Regions from separate parts of the Homo sapiens genome. Here region 2 is linked to region 1. The links are chromatin loops, found by intact Hi-C in ENCODE. Cell type or tissue: MCF 10A. All regions are shown on one strand. Each heading gives the region's core, and the rest is flanking DNA. Links, peaks and the distances in the headings are about the cores only.

Region 1 (10,479 bases), core at 763-8,762:
TCCTTAGACACAGCTGACTATATTGCTGAAAAGAAAAGAGCCATGGATTTCTATCTCCCAGATTTCCCTGTCCACATCAGCCTCAGGATGTCCACAGGAGCTCATTCCCAAACAAAAACAAGAGGCAAGATGGGGCTGAAGAGGCAGGGGGAACAAAGGCCCTGTGAGGGGAAAGGCAGAGACTTTTAGGGGCTGGTCTAATCCGGGAGAACGTAGGACCGAGGCAGGGCCACGGGTTCCCATCAGAGGCTGCAGGCAGTGTGGCAGCCAACAGGGATCACTCTCCAGGCACCTGTGAGGTATCCGAGAACACTGCTTTCTTTAATTGGCACAATTGTATCAAGTCGTCATTATTATGTTCATCTTACAGATAAGACATTTGGATCACATGTGGTGATTAAGTTTCCAAAGCTAAATAGTGACAGAAATGAGACTCAAATCCACCCATCTGCCCCCACACCCATGCACTGTAACCTGCCCCAGGGACCTGTGGCTTCTCCATGGAGAGTCACTTTGATGGAGGGCAGGCTGGAGGCAGGTCCAAGGCCCACTCCCTGTCCCAGGGGAACGGTTGCTGGGCTGGCCTGACAATGGGTCTGGGGTAGGCCATCATGCCATGACTCTGTTGGGGAGGCACCAGGCTTGCAGCGTCCATAGAGGTGGTGATCCAAGATCCCTAGCCACCGGGGCTCGCGGTTTCTTGGCATCAGAACCTTTTTGCAAACATCATTCTTTGAAACCCCAACAAATGAAATGAGAAGAGCAGGGCTGACGGGGGAGAAGGGGCTGAGGGACCGGGGGTACCTGCTGTCAAGCACCCCGCCCTAGGTCACGTCTGCAAAACCCCAGCGCTCAGGGGACACAGTGCAAATGCCACTGCCCTGGGCAGCCGTGGAGTGGAGTTCACATGTTTCAGCAGCTGGCTAGGAGGACTCAGCTTCCAAAACCAGAGGTGCCATAGCTGAGCCTGGTGTCTGTTCTCACCCTGGGTCAGAGTGAGATCTGCCCGAGATCCCTCAAACAAGAGACACTGACCGCAGCCACCACAGGGAAGCTGCAAACAGGGCTTCCTCCAGCCCAGCCTCGGCGAGGAGGAGCCGGGAAGGCAGGGTGCCCTCAGCTGGCAGCAGACTCTGGAAGGAAGGGTCCCTTCCAACAATATCCCTCCCTTGTGTCGTCCAGAAAAGGGAAAAGGAGTCCACTTCGCACTTGCGACCCAGGTGCCTCGCGGGCTCTGTCCTTCCCAGGCTCCGAGGAGCTGTACCCGCCGGCTGTGTGGATGGCCGCTGGGCTGGACCTGAGCCAGCCCCCCGGGAGGCTACGTGCAGCCAGTGGCAGAAGAGGGATGGCGGGAGCTGGTGGGAGGAAGTGAGTTGAGTTTCACCTGAGCCTGTGTCTGCTGGCTGGTCATTCATGGGGTCCTGAGACTGGGACCATGGGAGGGTCTGGGTCCCTGGGTTGAGCCAAGAATCCTCAGCTCTGGAGCATCCATCCCCACCGCTCCTGGATTGCTGGAAATCACAGCATGGAACACAGAGGCTGAGCAGCTGGCCAGGCCTGGCCTCAGCCTCCCCTACTGTGGCATCCAGCCTGGACACCCACCTCAGCCAGCAGTTTAAGCCCTGGGATTTGGGCATTGAACCCCAGCTCCTTCTCCTTCCCTGGAGGACACCTTGGCTTGATACCTTTATCAGCACCTCTCTTACTTCTGGAAAAAGCAACACCATGTTCTATTCCTTGTCTTTAATAATTGCATGGGAAAAAACTACTTAAACTGTATCTACCGTAAAACGTTCTCCAAACTGACCATCAGAGAGAGTTTAGAAGCATGGAAGGGATCTGTCATTCCCATTCTTCAATGTACCACATTTGCTTGAAGAGTACATAATAAAAATAAGGAGAATGATTATTTTGCCACCAAATTCTGCACACTCATTGGTGGAAGAAGCTTGGGGCCTGTGGGCTGTAGAGACCCTGGGGAGAGCCTGCATCACAAAGGTGAAGAAGGGGCCTCCGGAGGTGCCAGGGACAGGACCCGGGCAACAGAGGCAGGCATGGGGGTCACACTGACTCTCAGTGTGACTTACGCCGGCCACAGAAGTGCAGTTCTGCCCTGGTGACTTCAGCCAGAGAGGACAGCAAAGCACATCTCCCACCTCTGTCTCCAGGGAGGATGAACCCTACCCAGGCTTGGGCCTGCAGCAAATGGATGGAAACACCACAGCTTGACCGCAGCGCCCACGTCTGAGCCTGACCCACAGCTCGGGCCATTTCCCTTGAAAGAGTTACTTTCTTCCACCTTCTTCAATTAAAAGAAAAAAGGAGTTATCTCCTTTTGATGCTGTCAGTTTTCTGATGAAAAGGGAGAACTGCAGATACGGGTCTTTCTAGGTAAATAAAACACCGTATTGGTTGGAAAGCGAATTCTCATCGCGGGCTAAGTCAACACAGGTGTTCTTTCATGGATGCAGGGCAGGTGGCCGTTTGTTTTCCTTTCCCTTCACAATCGTCTCTTTCTCTCCATTCGGTTCACATCTGAGCCCACATCCCTACGGGCAGCCACGAGGAAATGTCACCTGGCCCTTGTTAGGTATGAAATGTCCTTATCAATAACGGCCTGCTGTGCCCCAGCTTATCCAAGCTACAGGCACCTATAAAGCAATAAAAGGCGATTAGGAAGAGCTGCCCCTGCGGAGTTCTACGGAAGGTCTCAGCTCGGTTAGGGGAACCGTTGCTCCAAATCAACAACATTGACTTCTGAAGGAGCAAACGTTCACATCAAAGTAGCCTGGGTCTTCAAGGGAACCAAACATTGGCCATAAAATGAGCACAGCCCGGTGAATGAGGCTTTGTTATCCTCACCCAGGTGTCAGCTCTAAGACCTTCCATGAGACCACTCTTTTGAGAAAGAGACAGGCGGCCACACAGAATGGGTCATGGCGCCAGCCCTGGGTTTGAGGGGGAAAGCCCAGACGCTGCCTCACCATGAGACAAAGACCCCAGGGGCAGCCCTGAGCTGGAAGGCCACACGCCTGGCCATGGCCCAGCCCGGGATGTGGGTACATGCTGCACACATATGTGTGGGCGTTCATGTGTGTGGGCATGTACATGGGCCCAGCCTGTGATGTGGGTGAGTGCTGCACACATATATGTGGGTGTTTTTGTGTGTGTGCGTGTACATGGGCCTGGCCTGTGATGGGGGTGCATGCTGCACACATGCGTAGGCATTCATGTGTGTGTGTGCATGTACATGGGCGTGGCTACATGTGCCTGGGCCAGTGTGCATGTGCATGTACACCTGGTGCTGCTGGGCCTGACCTCTGACGCCTGGCTCCAGTGCCTCCGGCCGTTTTCGCCAGCTTGGGTCCTGGGTGTCTAACCAAGGTTCCTCCCAAAGGCACCTGAACAGCCATGATCATTCCTCACTTCTCCCAACATCCCCTCCCAGCCCTCCGGGGAACTGCATGTGGAGGCCAGGATCACCAGGCCACGGCGTCCTGGGCGGGTCTTTTCAGAATCAGAGTACAGAGCATGGGAACAGCACCACGTCCCTGAGAAGTGCAGGTCCCGGGATCAGTTTCCCCTCTGAGGAGGGAGGAGCACTGGGGGGCCCGTCCCTGAGGCTGCAGCACCGTCTAATGGTGGGAGAGCCACTCCTGCAAGTCCGTGACCTTCTGCACGGGGGACAGGAGGCACCTCGGCGGCCTCCCTGTCCATGCAGCCGGACCACTGGCTATGGGTTCAATTGTGTCCCCTAGAAAGAGGTGTCCCATCCCTCCCCTCAGCACCTATGAACATGAACTTCCTTGGAATAGACTCTTTACAGATGTACTGCAATTCAGATGAGGTCATCCTGGGTTAGGGCCAGCCCTCATCCAATGGCTGGTGTCCTTGTAGGACGAGGAGACATGGCAAGATGACTAGAATCAACTCTACCCGCAGGTTAAATCAGACCTGAGGGACAAGCTAAAAGGTGGTATCAAACACAAAACACTGTTAGTCATTTTCTGAAGGGAGGTGATTTTCCTGTCAAGCTCTGGAAACGAATTTATTCCCATCATCAGTCGTGGCCACAGGAGGTGTGCAGCTTTTCCTAAGATCAGTTCGTCTCAGGCTGGTCACGTGAGGCTCAAGCAGTCATTTCTTTTTAAATTAGTCTGATCAGTGATGGCAACAAATAGGTCCCCAGCAGCTCTCACCTCTGACCCTGCGGGATCAAACGAGGCATTTCACAGTGAGGAACATGCTGGTGGGCACCTTCAAACATTTGCCGCTTAAAAAGTTGGTGTTACTTTAGAGCGAGCCTCGTGGAAATGTAGCTGGCTCCAAAGCTAACATGAGAATGGTTAAGGGCAAGTGATGTAGGGGAAAAGGCAGGGCCCTCGCTCCCCAAATCCTGCCTAGGCTGTTTCATAAACACGTGCATCTGGCCGGCAGCCTCATCTCTCCTGACTTTCCAGGCTGGGCTCCTGTGCTGGTCAGATCGTGGCTTCTGCCTCCTTCTTTCAAAGATGACAGAAAGGGGGTCAGGCAGCCTTGCATTTTCTGATCAAAGCATTCATTACAAGCCAGGTTTGCAAAATAACAATTCGTCCGCGTGGTGTTTTTCTAAATCACACAGTCCTGTGTATCCTGGGGTGCCACGTGCCCACCAACCTGAGGGGACAAAGCGGGGACACAAGCTCTGCCGCTCCCGGGGAACCACACCCCGACCCTGCGGCCACGACATCCAGGGCCCAGCCTGGACTCGCCAAGACGCCTTGGAAAGATCCCCCCGGGCTCCTGCCGTCAGCCGATTGACCCCACGCCCTTCCCCGCTTTTCTCGCCTGCTGCGCCGCTGACATCACATCCGGGTCTCTCCGGCCACTCAGAGAGGAGGCACCTGCTCCTCGGGAGGCGTGGTTGGCTCTAGCGTGGTGGAGAGAAGATGATTTGAGGTTGGGTGTAACCGAGCTTGCAGGGAGTTGTGGAGACCTCTGTGCACGTCCACTCGTCCCAGGACTCTTTCTGCATCCCAGTGGAGGGTCCCAGCCCGGGCGCGGACAAGGAGGAGGGTCCCAGCCTGGACGCAGACCCAGAGGAGGGTTCCAGCCCGGGCACAGACAAGGAGAAGGGTCCCAGGCCGGATGCAGGCCCAGAGGACGGTCCCAGCCCGACCGCGGGCAGGAGGGCCGGGCTCAGCGTGAGCCGAGGGTGCCCCCTGGTGGCAGTGGTGATGCTGTCCAAAGCGGGCCCTGCCACGTGAACACTTTAATTCAGGAACAAGCGCGGGAGAGGGAGGCCGGCCAGGCCTCCCCAGCTCCGGGCAAATCTTCTCATGAATTCTTAATGAGGCAGTCACAGCCCCTCTCCTGTCTGTCAGCTCCTGGGCACTATAGCACAGAGTTTATGGGTTCATTTTATTGTAACAATAAAAAGAAACAGCATTGTATGTTACCAATAAAGTAACTCTAAGACACAGCTCACACTTGTGCTGATTGTTCATTTTCTCATTGCACCGAAAACGTATTCATCATAGAAACATTGTGTACAGTCGGATGTGACATTATATTGAGGGTTCAGGTCTATAAGCAACACACTGTGATTTTATGTTGTAGGGACGCAGCGTCAGGTACAGCATGAAATGTAAACGTCACGTGGATGACCTGCTGGTGAGCGTGTGCGTCTTGTGTTTTGTGTGCACGCACCACACGAGGCCCACGTGGGATTTCTCCCTGGGGCTGGAAAGCAGCTGTGGATTGGTGTTCAGCATCTGTCGGGATGGAAGGGGCTTTTCCATCCAGAGCTCTTTCCTACTTTTAGTAGGTGATAGAATCAATTAACTGTGGGAAAATGGAAGCATCTTCCTGTCTTTAAAAAAAAATGTAAACAAGAAGCTCAACTAGATACATTGTTTTAATTTAAATACCAGAGCAAGTATTTGAAGAGCCTAGCACAGCACTGACCTGAGCCTTCCGTTCCTTTTTTTTTTTGAGATGGAATCTGGCTCTGTTGCCCAGGCTAGAGTGCGAACGGCGCAATCTCGGCTCACTGCAACCTCCACCTCCCGGGCTCAAGCGATTCTCCTGCCTCAGCCTCCCAAATAGCTGAGATTACAGGCACCCACCACCACGCCTGGCTAATTTTTGTATTTTTAGTACAGACGGGATCTCATCATGTTGGCCAGGGTGGTCTCAAACTCCTGACCTCAGATGATCCGCCCGCCTCGGCCTCCCAAAGTGCTGGGATTACAGGCATGAGCCACTGCGCCCAGTCCTATTCGCTTTTATTCCCTCAAGGAAAGCTCCTGGGTTTCCGTCACGTGGGCTCTGCTCCAGGTGCAGGACACAGGGAGGAAAAGAGGGGGCTTCTTCCCACCATGGTGTGGGGAGCAGGGTGGGGTGCAGGGTTGAGCAGTACATACAGAAGGAGGGAGGCAGTGCTGGGATTTGCACAGGTGGGCACTCGAAAGATGGGTGTGGGCAGCCACCAGGATGGGACAGAAGGAGCCGCAGGAGGTAAGACCTTCAGGACAGCAGAAGGGGCAGCGCTGGGCCAGGCAGGCTGAATCCTGGGGTGGGAGGAAAGCTGAGAAACACAGCTGCAGAAGGCAGGCGGCAGGATAAGCTGTGTGGTCTCACATCCGTTTGGCTGTGTGTGCATTCGACGGTCCTGGAAGCAAGATCACACTTGGCCAGGTGGCCTCACTCCTATGTCCATTACTGCTGTTACCTTCTCCTGTGTTTTGGTCCTGACCTAGGCATTGTAATTGGTATGTAAGCAGGGAGAGGACCAAAATAAGGAGCCTGGGGTGGGGGGTGGATACTTACAGTCTGTGTCTCAGGGAATTTCCTGAGGCCTCCTTTCTGCTTGGTTTCCCCAAAGGAGCTTCCTGGATGGACCTGTCCTCACAAAGGCCTTCAGCTCCTTCTAAGTAAAGGAACAGGCAACCTCTGCCTTCCCCTGCCACGGATTCTCTGATTTTCGGATTCTCTGTGAGTCCGTTGATGTCCCAGAAAGCGAGTCCAGAAGTGACCTTCTTCTTGGGAAATTCTCCCTCCTGAAGCCCCCGGCTGACTTGAACACATTGCCAGGTTTGCGAAACACCGTGAATAAGAGAACTTTTTCCAAAGGATGTCGCACATTCCTGCCTCCAGGAAAGACCCTGCTATCCTGAGGAAAGGAGTATTTCACTGCATTACAGTTTAAAATCTTGAATAATTACTGTTTTTCCAGTTCTTCTTTGAAATTCAAAGAGAGAGGATAGAAGGAACAAATGCATGGCAAGTTTGATTTCTGCCACGGAAGGAATCCAAACAGGACTACTCACAGCTCATGGCAAGTTTGATTTCTGCCAGGGAAGGAATCTGGACAGGAAGGAATCCGGACAGGAAGGAATCCGGACAGGACTGCTCACAACTGAACTGGAGTGCCTCCTCCATCTCCAGTGTCACGGCCTCTCCTCTTGCTAAACTTTTTGTTTAAATGCAACACTCTTTTCTCATTTGTCATGGCATTTGTCAGAACCTTGAAAAGAGATTAAAATGGAGTTGCAAAACACTGAGAGATTCAAGGAGAGCCAGTGAATCTGCAAATAATTTTTAAGATAAAAATGAAAATAATAGTAACGCTTTGAGTGTCAGTGGAATTTGACTGTAAGTACAGTTTTACTAAGACGAGGTTTTCACCTAGAGGCTCCAACTAAGAACATAATTTTAATCTGCCCAGCATTGGGTTAATCTTGACTGCATAATAGTAAAAGGTATTAGCGATATTAGAGAGCTGTTTGCAATTTCTTGGGGCCGTATTCGCATTGATCATCTCTGATGTTACTCACTGTGTTTGCAGATGGAAGACATAAGGTTAAAAGACGTCCAGATCCATTTTAGAGACGATTGAAGTGAAGCAGTGAGATCATCTATCATCTGGCAGAAATTGGGCCAAAACCAGACATCCCCCATCCAGCCAAGCTGCGAAGCCTTCCAGCACAAATGCGTCTGACCACAGCTCACCTGGGATTGTGGCCAGGAGCCAGTTAGCCGGGATTGGAGAGCAAGCATGATAAAGTGCAGAGGCTCTCAGCCCTGGCAGGATATTTAGAACATCCTGGGGAGCTTTAAAGTCCTGATGGCCAGGCCACACCCCAGGCTGAGTGAATCAGAAGCCCCGCGGGACCGTGCACCCGCGTTTTTAAAGTTTCCAGGTGATTCTCAGATGCAGCCAGGACTGGAACACGCCAGTGTCAGGAGAGCCCTGAGGTCCGGCCCTGCCGCCGATGGGCAAAGCAACCCGGAGTGTGGTTTCCTCCGTGGTCAGTGTGTGAGCCTCAGACCCGCTTGGGCTGACTTCCTTTCCTCTACAGGATAAGAATATCAGACATGGGCACCTCTGTGCACATTTCCTTTGAGAGCCTGACTTCCAAAGTTGATCAATGTGAATGTTTTGTAAATAGGCCTCAGGAAACAGCCTTCTTGTGATTTTTTTTTTCCTTCTCCGTGAACCTGGAGTAATACTTTCTTCTTAAAATAATATTTATGGAGCAGTGCTTCAATATATTTTAAACGTTGAAATAGATTTACTTGATTTTTCCTAAATATGAAAGATACACGTGTTTTGTAATAATCAATATTGAAAGTGTAAAATAAAAGATAAAAATAACCCAAAATTCCTCTATCCAAGGATAGTAGAAGTGACACATATCCACCACTCAAAATTGTCCTTCCAAAATTTTCGTCATGTATGTTTCTACCAAAATAAAATGATGATGTGCTTTTATTTGTGACCAGTTTTCCTCACCTGTTGATATGCATGCAGTCAGATTTATTACTCTCTTAATGGCTACACCTGAGGTACAGGAAACAGCGAACCACACCGCCAGTTCTCTAGGTCCTAATAAACATTTTCCAAACAAGTGACTGAATGAGCACCAGGAAGGGAGGAGGAAGTGTGGCCAGATATGGCGCAGGGGACACTGTTGGAAATGCTTGTTCTCCGGTGCCGCAAAGAAATAGCACTTGAACATAAATTTAATTTATTCAGCAAGGCCATTTTTACTTTGTGCAGAAAGGGTACGCTCGCCAGTAGTTTTGCCACGAGAGTACACTGAACAAAGGAGACAGGGTCTTTTATAACCTGATGCGTCCACCCTACTGCTGTGTCTGGTTTCCATTGGATGGAATGGGACCTCACATTCTGTATTTGTCCCGACTACCTAGCAACTTAGAACTTTTTAAAAGAGGCAAAGGCAGCGGAGAACAAAGGAAGGAGGAAGTAACTTGTGGAATGCTGAGAAAGGTAAAAACACCTTCAAATAAGGAAGAGAAACAGGCTATGGCCTAATGCCCGCTTGGACCAGTGTAAGCATGCCAGGGCAACTATTTAGGCTAAATTGTGGGAGCTAAGAGCATAAAGTACATTGATTTATTACGGCTAGCAGATATTTAAGAATGTCAGCACAGGTCTTTGGATAAATTTTGCTTTGCTTCTAAGAGAAGTTACTGTTTATTTCTAATAAGACAGGGAGGAGAGTCTCTTTGAAGGGGAACCTCTACTTTACTTTTTACAACACCGTTGGTTTTAGCTGCTCCTAATTCCAGCAGTGACTCCATGGGGACTTGGAGCCCTGGCCCTGGTAGGTCACGGTGGGGTCGGTGTGGAGACGTGCCCCGTGCTGCCGTCAGTCGTGCTGACCCTGGGAGACCAGAATGCAAAGGCGGCAGCTCCCAGTCCCAGGGAAAGGATCCCGATGGAGAGTCTGGGCCCGCTCACCCCGCCCAGTGGTCCTGAGTGCTCTGAGGAGCCTCTCGGTGGCTGCAAGGTGACAGCCCTCCTAGACGCAGCTGCTTAATGACTTTCTGCTCATGTGTTTCTTCCCAAACCCATTTCTGCATAGCGGAGAGTTAGAAGGTCATGTTTTCAAATACAAAATGTCTAAGTTTTATTTTCCTAGGAGTCCTGAACAAAGTAAAATGGAACATTTCCATATTCCTTCGGAGGAGTGTTTTATGCCAGTGTGCGTGCCTGGACTCTTGACCGAGCCAAGGCCCGCCTTTATGCCCGGGGTGCTTGGAGCAGAGCCCTCGACCCAAAACTGCGTGGTGCCCACGGAGGCTCCAGGTGTCTGTGCATTTCCACACCCAGGAGGTTGAGTGGAGGAGGGAGCTGACACCAGTTCTTGCCCTCCCCTCTCTGCAGGCCAAGGCCGAGCCCCTGAGGGTGGCTCCCCAGCGCCAGGCACCTTCTGGGGTAGAGCGCCTCAGAGCAGAGGCCCCACACTGGCCCCAGGACCGGCTCCTCTTTGCCTTCCCCGACCCCGGCCCTCTTACCTCAGGCGTCCGTGTGCCCGGAAACGAATTTTGTGTTGGTCCCTCCTGCAAGCCCTCGTATTCAGAAGAGGAGACTGAACAGGCTCCCGTGCCCTGTGTGGCGGCACGGACACGGGCTCAGACCCACGCTGGCCTCCACAACCTCCCAGAGACTCCGTGTCGTGACCAACGTTC
Region 2 (10,479 bases), core at 932-8,931, 290 kb before region 1:
AAACCTACTTTCTGACGTATTCCATCCTCAGGACACAGTAACCCCATTCTTGAGCTGCTCAGGGCAAACTTTGGGAGTCATGATCACGCCTCTCTTCTCCTACCTTCCTCATCTCACCTGGGAGCAAATCCCTCAGGCTCTACACCCAAAGTCTATCCAGAGCCCGACACTCCTCGCACAGGCTGCTCCGTGGCCGGAACCGCCCACCTCTCCCACGTGGACCCGAGCAGACACCTCACCACTCTCCTCCTTCAGCCCTTCCCATCTGTTGTCTACACAAACATGGAAACCAGCAGTCCTCTAAAACATTCCACCCAAGCCTTCCAATGGCCTCACTCAGAGAAGCAGCCAGAGGCTTCTGGGCTATGCTGGAGGCGGGGTGGGCTCTGCCCCATCCACCCATGTGGCATCACATCACTCCGGATGCCTGTTCCTCTCCAGTGCCCGACTTCTCCCCACCCCTGGGGCTTGCTGGGCATGGCGTTCCTGCTGTCCTCTGCAGGCTGCTCTCCACCCGACGGCCCTTGGTTCTCCTCTGCTCCTCCAGTCTCCACTCACTCGCACCTTGCAGGGCCTCCTCCCTGCCCCCATCTAACGTTCCAGCCCTCCTGACCTTCCCTTCTGCCTCCTCCACAAGCAACCCCTATCGTGCTGTGGGGTTTCTTATTTATCTGATGACTCGCTTCCACACCAAAGTATAAGCCTTAAAGAGACACACATTCCTGTGTGTTTACTGTTATTCTGTCAATATCTAGAGCAGAAAGTACTTGGTCAATAGTTTTCAAATGAATCAATAGATGAGGGAAGTATCCTTCATCCCATATTCCTTGATTAACTGTTGATTTCTATCCACTCAATAAAAAACATGGAGTAAAGAGCAAAATTGCTCTATTTTCAAACTGTCTTCCCTTGCCATAACGCAAATAGAAACAGAGTATGAAAAGGTGAAAAACAATTTGCAATTAGGTAAATTGCAAAAACATCGAGCAGTGGCTAAATCTATGATTTTTTTAAATAGTTGGTTTCAATGGTCTAAGTGCCAAAATGAGTGCTGCTGTTCCTCTACTTGTCTTGCCTGGAATGACTACTTTACAGGAAAAAATATAGGCTTTTCAGCCAACGGTTCAAATTCAAATACTATTGGAGTGATACTTTGAATCTATTCTGAGCCAATTTGGCTATTCAACAATTGCCAGTTTTTTTTGTATTGCTTGCTGATTAATAGAATTCTCCCTGGGAGTTAGAAGTAGCTGTAGATTAAAGTTATAAAAAGAAGTAGCTGTAAATTAAAGTTATAAAAAAAAACTAATATTCTTTTTTTTGGGGGGAGGTTGGATGGGGTCTCACTCTGCCACCCAGGATGGAGTGCAGTGGCGCGATCTCAGCTCACTGCAACCTCCAACTCCCTGGTTCAAGCAATTTTCCTGCCTCAGCCTCCCGAGTAGCTGGGATTACAGGCTCACACCACCACACCCAGCTAATTATTGTATTTTCAGTAGAGACGGGGTTTCACCATGTTGGCCAGGATGGTCTTGATCTTTTGACCTTGTGGCCTCGGCCTCCCAAAGTGCTGGGATTACAGGCATGAGCTACCACGCCCGGCTGATTTCTCATATTTTTTAGAATAAAAAGCGCATTGTTCAGTAGTGAGCAAAAATATAGGGAACAAAAAAAACTTAGCAACAGTGTGGATATTTAGAATGTTCTCACTAATTTCTTCCTGGATCTTTAGGTTTTTCTGACTTTTCACTATTGTAAACTATACAGGGTACAAAACATATAACTGATAATGAATTTTTTTAAGTCAAAAAAAAAAATTCTGTAAGGAAAATGAAAGGGCTGCAAAATCAGCTAAATATGTATCCAAGACCACAATGTTCATTTTTGACCATGACCAAATTGCCTCTTTTGCCAAACTGCAGTTTATTTTGCTAGGAGCGATCATATTCTTTCTTCTTGATTACTAAGAAGACAGTAAAAATGAGACATATCAGATTATTCAGAGGGATCTGAAGAAGAGAACTCTAACTTCTGCAGCAACTTAAACTTTTCACCTAAGACAATGGCATCAGAAGAGATCGCGCTGTGCTCCAAAATCCATCCATTCTTCCTCGCCAGGGGCTAAGAACTCCAGCCCATCCATGCCCCTTCCCTGCCCCACACTGCGGCTCGGGCCTTTGGAAGGTGGGAGGCTGAGAGGCTCCATCTCTGAGCATCCACCTCCCTTGTGGCTGTGCGAGTGGCTCAGCCTCTCATGCTTCTCTGCCACATCTTCCCAAGACCTGTGCTGACCTGCGCTGAACCTGCCTTCCCGCCCAGGGCGGCATGGTGGCAACCCACAGCCTCTATGCTATGTGAACCAGAAGGAAACGCTTGGGTCCTAAGCCATCGCGATTCTGTAGTCACTTGCATGAAGCGTGACCCATGGAAGGTCATGACTCATAAAAGTTACCTTCATTTCAGTCTATCAATATATGCAATGAAAAAACATTTCCTCCCAGAGCTTTCTCCCAGCGCTACTGAGAACTCCATGTATCCTTCAACACCAGGGTCCTGCTCAGCCTTAGCAGAGAGCAATGCGGACCAGTCCTAGAAGGAACTGACAACCTTTTGAAATCAGGATATGCGGCTCACAACAGTTGTCTGTATGGTGCTGCCACCTTCCAAAGAGATTGTCTAGGGGATTTAGCTTGCCCATGAGGGACTCATATCCTTCTATCAGAACCCAATCCATGGGCCAGTTCCTTGGAGAGTGGGTGTATTAACCATGACTTTCATTTTCTTTATCTAATGCTTTGACATCTGAAGAGGCTGAAGAGGCTGCCCTCTCAGAGCTAGCCCATCCCCAGAGACCGTGAGGAGCAGCCTTTCCTATTCAGGCCAACCTACAACCTCCACCCTCACCCAGCCTACAACCTCCACCCTCACCCAGACAACAACCTCCACCCTCACTCAGCCTATAATCTACAACCTCACCCAACCTACAACCTCCACCCTCACCCAGCCTACAACCTCCAACCTCACCCAACCTACAACCTCCACCCTCATCCAGCCAACAATCTCCATCCTCACACAACCTACAACCTCTACCCTTACCCAGTCAACAACCTTCACCCTCACCCAATCTACAACCTCCACCCTCACTCAGCCTATAATCTACAACCTCACCCAACCTACAACCTCCATCCTCACCCAACCTACAACCTCCACCCTCACTCAGCCTACAACCTCCACCCTCACCCTACCTACAACCTCCACCCTCACCCAGCCTACAACCTCCACCCTCACCCAACCTACAACCTCCACCCTCACTCAGCCTACAACCTCCACCCTCACCCAACCTACAACCTCCACCCTGACTCAACCTACAACCTCCATCCTCACCCAGCCAACAACCTCCATCCTCACCCAACCTACAACCTCCACCCTCACCAATACTATAACTTCCACCCTCAACCAGCCAACAACCTCCACTCTCACCAACCCTACAACCTCCACCCTCACCCAGCCTATAACCTGGCCACCTCATTTATAGGCAAGCCTGCCTGGGAAATCATGATGAGGGCTCAGGGCCAGTCCCTTGCTCCCTCTGTCTCTTGGCTGACCCTGGTGCTTCACATGTGGCCCCCGACAGCACAGCATGGCCTCTTCTCCTTGGGATCTGTGAGTAACAAATTATCTTTTCAATTGTCTCCTGATCTGTTTGCCAAATGACACCTCAAAATTCTTATCAATACATTATGTTTTAAAATAGTAGGACACATAGATGAATGCCAGACATTTGCCCTAACAGAGCTTGATCCAGCCCAGAGCGCCAGTATTAGTGTTTACACACCACATGCTATACACATACATACACACCACTCACACACACACCCCACACGCCACACACACACATACACACCACACCCCCACACACCATAAACACACACACCCCATATTTACACACACACACCATACACACACACCATATACACACACACCACACACACCACACATACACACACTCCACACACACACACCACACACACCACACATACACATACTCCACACACACACACAGTCTGAGCTGTGTCCTGCAGGTGATGCAGGATGAGGGGAGCTATGGGTTCCTCTGGAAGGGTGACTTAGGAGCAGGGCCTCCAGGAGAACAGAACATCTTCTTAACTGCTGTGGATCCATCTTGAAATCGTTTCATCCCGAAATTTTCAAAATTCTGTCACCATAATCACAGCTCTGGGCCCAATTACTCTACCTGAAAACCCGCCAATTGCTGGAACTCATCCAACCCCCTTACAAAGAGTCAACATTCACTTCGGTTTAATTGAAGAAATTAGTAGACAGGAATCTGCCCCAGCAAGGGCCATGGACCACATGACCCTGTAGCACCAGGCTGAGGAGGGCAGAAGCCATGCGTGGCTTACGTTTCAGGTGCTACTCAAGCCACCTGACAACGGCTAACAGGATGGAGTCCTTGCAAAGAGAAGACCAGCCTGCACCACCCAGGAATGGAAGAAGATTAAAAGTTAGAAACAGATCTACACTTGGCTCTACCCATCCTTAATTTTCTCATTATGACCATAAAAATTAGCCTTCTACAGAAATGCAGAGACTGGTTTCCGTAACAGAGGAGGAGCCACACAGGAAGCCCCCAGGTGCCACAAGGTGTCACTCATCACATGCAGATGGGGCAACAGCAGAATGTGAGCAGCTCCCTTCATGAATCACTGGGTGGGTGTTCATCTTCCCTCTCTGTGGAACCATCAGGGGTGAGGGACACCATGGTTCCCTGGCCCCAGCTGCAGATCTGGCAGCCACCTGCTCTCCATCTCCCCATCAGTCCCCCAGGCCTCCCATGTGGACCCTGCTTGTAGGTTTTAAGTCTCAAAGAGCAAAACACCATTTGTCTTCTGGGATCCTGAGCAGGGACCAAAATAAGAGAAAAAGCACAGGAAGTGAAGAAAGCAGCCTGTTATGGTCTGAAGGTGAGCCCAAAGTTCATGTGCTGGAAACTCAATCCCTAATACAGAGGCGTTGGGAGGTTTAAGAGGTCTGCATCATGAGGACTCTGCCCTCACGAATAGGTGAATGCCATTATATTGGGAGTGGGCTCCTAGGAAAGAATGTGTTTGGCCCCCCTTGCTCTCTCTCTCTTTCTCACCCTCTCTTCGCCCTTCTATTTGGGGATGACACAGCACAAAGGCCCTCACCAGATGCTGATTCCACAATCTTGGACTGCCCAGCCTCTAGACCCATAAGCTAATACGTTTGTGTTCATAAGGTATCCCATCCATGGTGTTCTGTTATAGCAGCACAAAATGGACTAAGACACAGTCCCAGTCCAAGAAGCCAAAAGCAGTATCGGGTGGCAGTAAGAGAGAAGTGCTCAGGAAACCCAGTGGGCAGGTGCTGAATACAGAGAAAGGGAAAAGCAAGGGGGAAATCACACATGGGCAACTACTGAGAATAGGCATCCTTGGTTTTCCATCCAAATGCCTGGAGGGTTGCAGGTGTATGCTGGTGTGGGCGAAGGAGCCCTAACAGCAAGTGTAGCCCAGCAGAGTGGACGATTTCCAACAGCACTGCCCTTGCTGCATGCAGCACTGCTGAGGAAGACTCAGATCAAAGTGCTGATGACTGCAGTGCCTGTGTGTCCTTGTCTGCAAGTGTCAGGGATGGCAGCATCTGTCTGTGACCTCGTCCCCCTCAGGATGGCTGTGAAAATGAAATGAGGTCTTGAGCCATGAAGTAGGATTGGATATTGGATCATGAGCCTTGCCAGACCTTGGCAGCACATTTAGTGCCCCTCTTCCCACAGTGGTGAGTGGGCATTTGCTGCCTTCATGCATTGCAGTTGATCAGCCCAGAGTGATTTCTTTTCTTTTTTGTCTTATTAGAGGCCAGCTCCTCCCACACTTGCCAAAGAGTCCTTGATGGAGACAGAACATTGAACATAACTGAGGATTCTCTCTGACCTCATCGGATGGCCGGGCCAGCACAGGGGGCAGCCTCCTGCATACAGAGCGAAGGGAGGCGGCCATAGGTACAGCCATCTGCTCTCCCGTGAAGACATCATCAGGACGGCAGGACGTGCATTAACCACAAAGACCCTATACAAAAAGCTTCAAACTAAAGCTTAATTTTTCAGAGCTGACTTTTCACAGAGAAATTAGCAGGAAGTGCGTCGCCATGACACAGATCTAGGCTTGCCCTAATTTGGTTGAACAGCACTGAGTGACTATCAAGACAAGCACTAGGACACTGAGAAGAGGAGGCAGACGATGATCACTGCCTCCTCCAGGAGCCCTCAGTCCAGGTCAGATCAAAGGGCCCCTGTCTCACAGCTGAGCTTCAAACATGGGAGGGTTTTTTTTTTTTCCTTTTCTCTTTTTCTTTTCTTTTCTTTTTTTTTTTTTTTTTTTTTTTAACACAAAGTCTTGCTTTGTCACCCAGGCTGGAGTGCAGTGGCACGATCTCAGCTCACTGCAACTTCTGCCTCCCAGATTCAAGCAATTGTGCCTCAGCCTCTGGAGTAGCTGGGACTACAGGCATGAGCCATCATGCCTAGCTAATTTTTATATTTTTAGTAGAGATGAGGTTTCACTATGCTGGCCAGGCTGACTTTGAACTTCTGACCGCAGGTGATCCACCCGCTTCAGCCTCCCAAAGTGCTGGGATTACAGGTGTGAGCCACCGTGACTTGCCAGGAGGATTTTAAAGACCACGGTGAATCAGCCCTCCACAACACAGTCTCAAGCTTGTTTTCTCTTCCACATTTGTTATCGAGTTGACAACAAATAAAAGAGTCATAAACGACAGAGATTTGAGCGGTGTCTACTAGCCCTACCCAGCAAGTATTACACAAATCAGGAAACAGATCCCCAAGGACAGTGAGAGCTAATGCACATGTGGAATGAGATCCAGCACACATGTGCAGTGGGATCCAGTACACGTGTACAGTGGGATCTAGCACACACATACGGGGGATCCAGCACACACGCGCAGTGGGATCCAGTACATGTGTACAGTGGGATCTAGCACACACATATGGGGGATCTAGCTCACACATGCAAGGGATCGAGCACATACGTGCAGTGAGATCTAGCACAAGTGGGCAGGGAGATCCAGCACATACATGAAGGGGAATCTGGCACACATGTGCAGTGGGATTTAGCACACACATGCAGGGGAATCTAGCACACATGTGTGAGGGGATCCAGGATACATGTGCAAGGGATCTAGCACACATGTGTGAGGGAAATCTAGTACACACGTGCAGGGGGATCTAGCACACACGTGTGAGGGGATCCAGCACACATGTGCAGGGGGATCTGGCACACATGTGCCGGGTATCTAGTACACACATGCAGTAGGATCCAGCACACACATGCAGGAGTATCTAGCACGCATGTGCAGTGGGATCAGGGCATGCACGCATCTCACAGTGCTGTCTCTGAGCTGAAAAGTCAGACCCGGCTTCTCCTGGCTTGCCTCCTAAGAACATCTGGGCTCTGGCCATCACAGGTTTCTCTTACTTCCTGTCACGGTTGGGTAGGCCAGGCCCACAAAAAAAAGTATTTTCAATTGTTAAAACTGCTATAACCATTGGAATAACTGGTCTGGGCCACAGCAATGATTTTACGGCTTGTGAACTGGCCTAACGTTTAGTTGGAGCTCAGGTGCAGGGTTGGTGAGTTCCTAACATCTGGTTGGAGCTCAGGTGCAGGGTTGGTGAGTTCCTAACATCTGGTTGGAGCTCAGGTGCAGGGTTGGTGAGTTCCTAACATCTGGTTGGAGCTCAGGTGCAGGGTTGGTGAGTTCCTAACATCTGGTTGGAGCTCAGGTGCAGGGTTGGTGAGTTCCTAACATCTGGTTGGAGCTCAGGTGCAGGGTTGGTGAGTTCCTAACATCTGGTTGGAGCTCAGGTGCAGGGTTGGTGAGTTCCTAACATCTGGTTGGAGCTCAGGTGCAGGGTTGGTGAGTTCCTAACATCTGGTTGGAGCTCAGGTGCAGGGTTGGTGAGTTCCTAACATCTGGTTGGAGCTCAGGTGCAGGGTTGGTGAGTTCCTAACATCTGGTTGGAGCTCAGGTGCAGGGTTGGTGAGTTCCTAACATCTGGTTGGAGCTCAGGTGCAGGGTTGGTGAGTTCCTAACATCTGGTTGGAGCTCAGGTGCAGGGTTGGTGAGTTCCTAACATCTGGTTGGAGCTCAGGTGCAGGGTTGGTGAGTTCCTAACATCTGGTTGGAGCTCAGGTGCAGGGTTGGTGAGTTCCTAACATCTGGTTGGAGCTCAGGTGCAGGGTTGGTGAGTTCCTAACATCTGGTTGGAGCTCAGGTGCAGGGTTGGTGAGTTCCTAACATCTGGTTGGAGCTCAGGTGCAGGGTTGGTGAGTTCCTAACATCTGGTTGGAGCTCAGGTACAGGGGTGGTGAGTTCCTAACATTTGGTTGGAGCTCAGGTACAGGGGTGGTGAGTTCCTAACATTTGGTTGGAGCTCAGGTACAGGGGTGGTGAGTTCCTAACATTTGGTTGGAGCTCAGGTAGAGGGTTGGTGAGTTCCTAACATTTGGTTGGAGCTCAGGTAGAGGGTTGGTGAGTTCCTAACATTTGGTTGGAGCTCAGGTAGAGGGTTGGTGAGTTCCTAACATTTGGTTGGAGCTCAGGAGCAGGGTTGGTGAGTTCCTAACATCTGGTTGGAGCTCAGGTGCAGGGTTGGTGAGTTCCTAACATCTGGTTGGAGCTCAGGTGCAGGGTTGGTGAGTTCCTAACATCTGGTTGGAGCTCAGGTACAGGGTTGGTGAGTTCCTAACATTTGGTTGGAGCTCAGGTACAGGGTTGGTGAGTTCCTAACATTTGGTTGGAGCTCAGGAGCAGGGTTGGTGAGTTCCTAACATCTGGTTGGAGCTCAGGTGCAGGGTTGGTGAGTTCCTAACATCTGGTTGGAGCTCAGGTGCAGGGTTGGTGAGTTCCTAACATCTGGTTGGAGCTCAGGTGCAGGGTTGGTGAGTTCCTAACATCTGGTTGGAGCTCAGGTGCAGGGTTGGTGAGTTCCTAACATCTGGTTGGAGCTCAGGTGCAGGGTTGGTGAGTTCCTAACATCTGGTTGGAGCTCAGGTACAGGGGTGGTGAGTTCCTAACATCTGGTTGGAGCTCAGGTACAGGGTTGGTGAGTTCCTAACATTTGGTTGGAGCTCAGGTACAGGGGTGGTGAGTTCCTAACATTTGGTTGGAGCTCAGGTAGAGGGTTGGTGAGTTCCTAACATTTGGTTGGAGCTCAGGTAGAGGGTTGGTGAGTTCCTAACATTTGGTTGGAGCTCAGGAGCAGGGTTGGTGAGTTCCTAACATTTGGTTGGAGCTCAGGTGCAGGGTTGGTTATTCCAGTGGTTCCCAGGTTTGCACCTCAAATACCAGAAGACAATCCATTCTGGGGGAAGCCAACCGTGGTCTGAACAGTAAAAAGGCTCATTGCAAACCAACACGCAGTTCATGCCCTTTGAGCCTGGGCTCTCCTGGGCAAGTGGCATGTGATGAGTCGCCAATTATCATTATTATTTCTGCAAACAGACGCCCAACAATTAAACAGCATATTTGATTTTTTGCACTCCCAGGCCATAAACACAATCTGTAATTGTGTTTGTGAGAAGCAGACCTCCCAGGCCTCAGGGCCTGACCACTGCCCAGGGTCGGGGGTGGGAAAGCTCTTACTGTGGCGTTTCTTGGTGTCCGCTTTGCCGTCCTCTTTCGCCACGCCCAGGCAGCCCATCAGTTCTTGTACGGAGATGGATTTGTCATTATTCACGTCACAGTATTCAACAAACTTCTTCACACATTTTTTGGGCTTTGATTTTTTGCGAAGGAACCTCTTGAAGGGTTTGATTTCCTTTTTGCCGATGTCTCCACTGGAGTTTTTATCCAGTAGTTTGAAGTACCAGTGCACCACCCGCTCCTCTAGGGTATGGCTGGGGTCGGGTTCTGAGAGCCTGGAAGGAACACAGATGCCGTCAGGATGCTTAAACCCCTGGGCTGCTCCTTCCTGGCCACTGTCCTTCCCTCAAACCCATAACCCCTGCTTGTAGTTCTCATGGTCCTGGTGTCTCAGCCTGCAGCACTGGTCATCAGATATAACAATTTAAAGAAATAATTTAGAAGAACATTTTTAGCAAAGATTTTTCAGGTTGGATTCAAAATTGTAAATGATGCAGTGAATTTGTGCCCAGCAAAGATGCACTTGAAGGACAAAAGCCCCCTTATCCTGGCTTCTGTGTGCACAGGACTGGCAGGTCAGCACATGCAGCTATACCCGCCCGACACACCAGAACCCTGAGCTTTTCTAGCCCTGTAAATGTGATTCTTTTACACATCCTTCATGTCATAGGAATATCAGATGATGCAAATCAAAAACATTTTAAGTTGGGACTAGATATTTTTCCTTGGATTATGTTAGGTTCAATATTTTAGGGCATACATAAATAAACTCTT

Evidence for each region. A loop is a pair of places that touch in the nucleus more often than their neighbours do. Peaks named below come from ENCODE experiments on the same cell type or tissue, not always from the same donor. Only the 100,000 strongest peaks of a DNase experiment are listed, where the experiment ranks them.
Region 2: it touches region 1 in a loop (27-fold over the local background); 4 of 110 quality-filtered maps call a loop at or near these places.

The regions. Positions count from the first base shown.
Region 1 is chr6:168,365,170-168,375,648 of GRCh38, reverse strand. It overlaps LOC107986549 (a long non-coding RNA gene), which reads right to left and starts at 8,049. Exons shown (of 3, transcript XR_001743904.3): 1 at 7,818-8,049; 2 at 6,811-7,507; 3 at 5,365-6,652. In MCF 10A, for the core only: a CTCF peak has its summit at 5,202 (motif pointing left); a DNase peak (open chromatin) is centred at 5,228.
Region 2 is chr6:168,652,455-168,662,933 of GRCh38, reverse strand. It overlaps SMOC2 (SPARC related modular calcium binding 2), which reads right to left. Exons shown (of 13, transcript NM_001166412.2): 11 at 9,706-9,980. Among named protein-coding and RNA genes, the nearest start is that of SMOC2, 220 kb to the right of the region's middle. RefSeq lists an enhancer at 3,292-3,792. In MCF 10A, for the core only: a CTCF peak has its summit at 4,671 (motif pointing right); no DNase peak of the experiment used is centred there.